Regions from separate parts of the Mus musculus genome. Here region 1 is linked to region 2. The links are chromatin contacts, found by Hi-C or POLR2A ChIA-PET in ENCODE. All regions are on one chromosome and are shown on one strand. The core of a region is the stretch at or near the end of the contact, and the rest is flanking DNA. Distances in the headings are between cores, read along the strand shown. Region 1 holds the start of Rab43 (RAB43, member RAS oncogene family). Region 2 holds the start of Cnbp (cellular nucleic acid binding protein).

What was found. Hi-C counts contacts between places; a loop is a spot of excess contacts on that map. ChIA-PET counts read pairs that join two places held with the same protein, here RNA polymerase II (POLR2A).
Region 1: a loop to region 2 is called in a map of heart, with 3 times the contacts of the local background. The contact joins the promoter of Rab43 here to the promoter of Cnbp in region 2. A Hi-C loop is called at or near these places in 2 of 37 maps with a recorded cell type or tissue (both heart). POLR2A ChIA-PET finds 5 or more read pairs at or near these places in 2 of 5 experiments (Patski and embryonic stem cell).

The regions. Positions count from the first base shown.
Region 1 is chr6:87,810,205-87,813,263 of GRCm38, forward strand. It overlaps Rab43 (RAB43, member RAS oncogene family), which reads right to left and starts at 1,575. Exons shown (of 3, transcript NM_001039394.1): 1 at 1,143-1,575. The coding sequence starts at 1,340.
Region 2 is chr6:87,849,689-87,852,733 of GRCm38, forward strand. It overlaps Cnbp (cellular nucleic acid binding protein), which reads right to left and starts at 1,418. Exons shown (of 5, transcript NM_001347325.1): 1 at 1,216-1,418. Gm44064 reads left to right here. Exons shown (of 2, transcript XM_030255689.1): 2 at 672-2,625. The coding sequence ends at 1,550.

The DNA of each region.
Region 1 (3,059 bases), core at 325-2,824, 39 kb before region 2:
CCGTTTAAAACGTTGCAAGCAAATCTCTAGAGGCACAGTGGTCATAAAAACAATGATTGTTGACTTGCTTTTTTTTTTTTTTTCTACACTATGGGACAGGAGAGAGGCAACACCCAGAAATTATCCCAACTTTATAGAAACAAAGAACAAAGTATTCCAGCCAAGGGCAACAGAGAACAGGCCTACAGCCACCCAAATGAGCAGCGAGCCACACCAGCAACAGGGTCAAAAGACTCCCATCCTCGGGCTTCACGTCTGAAAACACAAGACTGCCCCCACCCAGTTCTCTTTAAAGCTGTCTTGAAGATCCTTGTGAACCAGAAACCGTGAAAAACGGCAAAGGATTTCTGCAGGGTGGAAATCAGGAAAGTTACTAAGAGCCTCTGTGCACAAGAACAGCGCTGTGTCCTGTCCAGGATGCTACCTTTTTTTTTTTTTTAGGGAGGACAGACACCTAGGTTAAGAAACTTGATTTCATTCATCACAAATATTATTTATCAAATCATTGCCAGGACATTGTGACAACCACATCCTGCTGTTTCTGCTGGGGTCATTGCCAAAGTTTGCTTCTCTCCCCCACCTTCCGGTATCTGTGATGAAGTTTTCGGTTTCTATCAACCCTTAGTCGGGGAGGCCCCCCACCCCCACCCCAACTCCGCGCTGGCCCTGGTGGAGTGGAGTTCCACCACCGGGTCCATAAAAGAGACCGCGGGGAGGCGTGGCCAGGGAGGAAATTCTGACAAAAACTTTTGGACCTCCGGTCCTAGCAGCCACTACTTCCTGGTCCCTCCCGGTCACGGGGATGTCGTTATTTGGCTGAGTGCTCCCCAGAGGGCCGCGCAGGGAAGGGTCTGTCCCGGCATGCGTGGCGCTCACGGAACGGCCCGCAGGTTGCCTTCCACCGCAAGTTGTTTCGAAGGAGTCCCCAGGCTGAGAGACGGGGGGGCGGGAGTGGGGTGCAGGCTTCCTCCTCCACGCTCTGGCCGCCCACTGTCACCACTCCCAGAGCCCAAGGTGGTGCTTTCGGACCTGAACCCAGCACGGACATCAAGGCCCAAGCCCGTTCTGAAAGAAGGGGAAGCCGAAGGACTGGCCGCGAACCGCCCGCCGGGAGCAAAGCAGCGGGCCGCGCCGCCTCCCACCTTGACCCGCTTGCCCTGGATCTCCAGCGTCTTCATGGTGAAGTCGACACCGATGGTGCTGCCCTGACGCGCCGAGAAGGCGCCGGTCTTGAAGCGCTGCACCACGCACGTCTTGCCCACGCTCGCGTCGCCCACTAACACCAGCTTGAACAGGAAATCGTAGTGTTCGTCCTGATCTCCCGGGCCAGGGCCCGCCATGGCTCCGCGGGAGTCCTGGGACGCAAGGGCCCGGCTTGGGCTAAGGACAGCCGCGGGCCGAGGTCCGTGTGCCCTAGCCGGCCCGCCGCCGGGCTACGTGGAGCGGCGGCGGCACCTGAACGAGCTGCACGGCGGACCGATCGACCGTCCCGCTCCGCCCCGCCCCGCTCCGCTCCGGAGCCCCGAGGACTCGGCTCCGCCCGGGAGCGCACCGCCCGGCCCTCCGCAGCTCTCTGCCAGCCGTCGGTGCCGTGCCGGCCCACGGCTACCTCAGGCCCGCTCGTGCGCCGCCTTCAGGGCGGGGCGAGCCTCCCTGATCCCCAGCACCGCCCATCTCCCGCCACTCCGCCTCTGGGTCCCGCCCCCAGGACCGCCCAGTCTCCCCCTCCCATAACCAACACCTCCTAGCCTGTCAGTACAGTCCCGACCCCCCAGCACTCCCTCTAAGCTTCTCACCTCCCCGATCCTTCTCCGAGCACCGCCCGCACCCCACCACGGCCAAAGCCTCCGACCCTTCTCTCAACACCACCCCAATCCCGCCCTCAGCACCGTTCTTTCTCACTTCTCAGCACTTCACTAACCCGGACTTAAGCCCGGTGCGGATTCGCTGTCAACAACGCCTTGATCCTCTATTTGGTCCTGACCCCGCCCTTAACATCTCTTACCCCGCCCTAATCCTCCGGAGCCTCTTGGCTTGGACCTCGCCTTAGGCACTGCATCCAAGACGGAAATCCACCCGCACCTTTTCGTAGCCCTGGAGCTAACTCCTCCCTAACGCCTCTCAACTCAGCTCTCCGCGCCTCTTCAACTCCGCTTCGGTCCGCTGCGCCCCCATAGCAGGCTTTGGCCCCTATTAGGTCAACAACTCGTTATAATCGCCAGTTCATCATTCCCTAACCTCATGCCCTTCTCAGCCGGGCCCCACGTCCACCCCTCACTGACATGCCTCCGTCCCTCGCCTGGCCTGCACCCAGTGGGGAACAGGCAAGAGTCGTTTCGGGGCAGGGGACAGCTATGGCTGACAATGAAGGGCTGATGAGGCAGAACACAACTCAATGTTCCCTCTTCGGAGAATGGAAAGTTCTGGTGACACACAGTAAAGGCAGCTTCCCTTAGGTGAAAAAGGAAGACAGAGGAAATGAAAATCCTTGAGGGCAGAATGGCCTAGAGTTCCATTTGGAAGAATTGATAGAGCAGACAGGAGTCCAGTCAAACCTGGGGTGGCTGGGAACAGGAGTCCTGGTCCCAGCCAAACACCTCCTGCACAAGGGAAACCTGTGAGTCAGCCAGCTCAGAAGTTTGGCCTGAGAAACCTGAAGTCACAGAAATGGGACCCAGATGTCTGTAAACAGTTTGAACTAGATCAAATAGGCCCCATCCCTAAAAATGAGAGAAAGCTGAGAATACTCTAGCTTCTTTGGACAGCCCCCTTAGGCCCTGCATGGCTATTTGATTCGATAGTTTTTTAATAATGGCTGTTGCAAGCCAAACATTGTTCTAGGGCCTTGAGATCCATCCATGAACGAAAGGCAAAATCCAAGACAAAATCCAAAACTTCCCCAGTAAGGAAGGGAAGAGGAAACTTAAGGAAAGCAGAGAAAGCAAGCCCCCAGGCACCATCTCCACAGGCCCTGTGAGCAGCCTCACTGGCCAAGTAGATGAAAGGCAAAGGCTGAACCTTGGAGAAAACAGAAGAGTTTGTTCTGAAACAGTTGGAAC
Region 2 (3,045 bases), core at 168-2,667:
TAAGTCTCTCCAGAATTGGGTCAAGCAACAGGAAATGGTAATTTTTATCACATAAAACTACATCTGGGGGTAAATTGGGGATATAACTTAATTCCCTTTTACTTTAATGCAGTCAGATTGAGTGTCGTGGTTTCTTGTCTATTTTGTGTCTTCAAGAATATTGCAAAAACCTAACCAGCCGATTGCTGTGCAATGTCTCCTTTTCCAAGACCCCCACCCCCACCCCAGATGTAGTCACTTCCTCTGAAAGTGCCTGGTGGCCGAGGCCATGTGCTTGACATGTGGCAACAGGCAAAAGGCTTCACCTATAAAATCAACACCTAAACCCAAGTGAGAACGATTAAACCGTCCTAAAACAGGTTTTCACGGTAATGAAAAATCTAGATTGATCTTTGCCAACTCTACTTCCGAGGCTTTCTTGTAATTTATATCCATTTAATCCGAGAAATATTGGCAAGGACTTCTGCCACCCTGATGGCCTTAAAGGCCTGACAACCTACGGGTCCTATCCACCCGGTTCCCGCTCCATTAAAAAAAAAAAGGGGGGGGGGGGGTGAGGGACCTAAGACTTGACTCTCATCGATCCAGGGAAAGGTGGTTTCTTTTGACTAACGATGTCGAATAAGCTGCTTAAGAATACGAACTACAAGAAATCAGGAGTTTGAATAAAGGTCGCCAGTACAGAGAACCGAATCCAGACTCCCAAGCCTTACAGCGGCGTGCGCGGGCTTCGTCACAGGCCAGGTCCTGAGGCCCCGCAGCCGCTGGCACATGGCCCGCCAGGCCTCCACCGGGCGCTCGGCCTGGGGACCTCCACCTCGACCAGGCTCTCGCCCCCGCCACACCGCCCCGTTCCAGGAGTTCCCGCCACACTGGCCCTCGGCGCTAGGCCCGCGCGCGACTCTCCTCGCCTCGGCCCCAAGGGCGCCGGGCCTCGTCGCCACACGGATGAGGCCTGCGTGGCCCTCGGGGCCAAGAGAGGGCCCCACGCTCCAGCCCTAGTGCCAGCGCCGCAGGACGGACAGGACGCCCGCCACAGTACGGCGGGCCAGAAACTGGAGCCGAGACGCCGCTCGGGCCGAGCCCCGCGCCTGACGCAGCAGGGCGCAGGCCGAGGTGCGGCCGCCATCGCGCCTCGCAGTTCCGGCCCTCCGTCCGTCTCGGCCGCACCAACCCCGCCACCTCCGTTGCGCAGGCTACACCCTCGCCTCTCACCTTCGGCGTCTGAGCTGCCCACAGCGGAGGAGACTCGGACGAAGAACCAAGAAGGCGACTCGCAAAGCAGCGGCTGTTTATTTTCAGGGTCCTTGCCTGCGCCACACGCGGGTCTGCACACGGCCCCACACACGCCGCTGCGCACGGCTCTCCTCCGCCTCGCCCACGGATCCAATCAGCGCAGGAAGCCAGGCCAGCCAATCAGAATCGCCCGCTGGGAGCGCGGCCTCGCGCGAGGGCGGCAGGGGCGGGGCGGACTGCTCCACGCCCAGCCTCTTCCGGCCCGCAGCGCTCGCGGCCTTCCCGCCCGTACCTGGGTTCCGTGTCTACGATGAGTGGTTCGCTGCTTTCCTACTAGCAGTTCGTCCCTCGAACCTTTGCTGGTTCTCTCCAGCCTACGGGGCTGATCCGGGCAGTGGTCGCAGCTTGCGGGAGCCAATCTCCCCCTGCCCGGCCTCCCCTAAGCCTGGTGGGGCTCAGAAGCAGACCAGGTTCCAATACACACACACTTAGGTTTGGGGGAAGGTCTTAGTGGCCTGATCATAGAAGCGGCTGTGGCTACCGTTACGGTCCATGAGATGCGTTTGGGTTTTGTGTTTCCTGGGTATAAACCGACAGCGCGCTGCTAGTGCCCCTGGCTTGCAATAGCCCCAAATGAAAATGCCTAATGAGGTTGAAGATGGTGACAGGTGATTTGTGTCACAACACTTCTTGTGACCCATAATGAATGACATCCCTAGGATTTGTGGATGAGAGGAGGCCAAGAAAGTTATTGCCTGGGCTGCCCCATTCAGGAGTGACCGTCGTTTGCATTTCATGGTGTCTCCAAAATAGATTGTGTGTGTAGTCATAGGTCCTCAAAGCAGAAGATAAATTTTTCCTGTAAGTCCTGGGTTTGATTCCCTAGCGTTACCACACACCCTGAAGACAATTTCTATATAAACTAAAGCATTCTAGAACTCTGTCCCGTTTTAATGATTTTTTTAATACAAACATGAAGAATCTGGAAATCTCAAGTCTCTTGAGTTCTAAAAAGTACTAAAATTTGTCTAGATTTTAGTTTCCGCTAGCGACTTACTCTTTAAACTTACACATGGGCCTGCAGAAATGACTTAGAAGTTGAGAGCAGCCAGGCGTGGTGGTGCATACCTTTAGTCGCTTGCACTTGAGAAGTAGAGGCAGTAGGATCTCTTGTCAGTCCAAGTTCATCTAATCTACATAACAAGTCCCAGGTCAGCCATAGCTACATAGTAAGACCTTTGGGCTGTAGATATGGTTTAGAAGAGCATTTGTCTCGCACAAGACTCTAGATTCCATTTCAACAGAAGAACAAAATGTTCAACCATAGTCAGACCCAGTCTCAAAATAAGCAAAAAAAAACAAAAACAAAAAACAAAAAAAAAAAAAAAACACCAGCAACAACACATGCTGCTATTGAAGAGAACCAGAATTCAGTTCCCAACACCTATATCCTACTAACAACTACATATAACTCCAGGTCCAGAGGATCTAATGTCCTCTAACTTAGGAGGTGCACATAAATATACCCAGCCACATACACATAAATCTTTGTTGTTGTTCTCGTTGTTTGAGGCAGGGTCTCTACATGGCCCTGGCCATCCTGCAACTCACTACTCATAGACCATGCTGATCTTGAACTCACAGAGCGTTGCAGATAAAGCAACTGCAGACAAGCAGCATCTTCATAAATTCTAGCAGTGAGTATGTATAAGGCAAAGCTATATATGAAGCCCCTACTGCTTCAAAACACGAGAACCCTAAACTGCTTTTTGCTTTTAAGACAGGATCTCACTATGTAGTCTTGCCTGG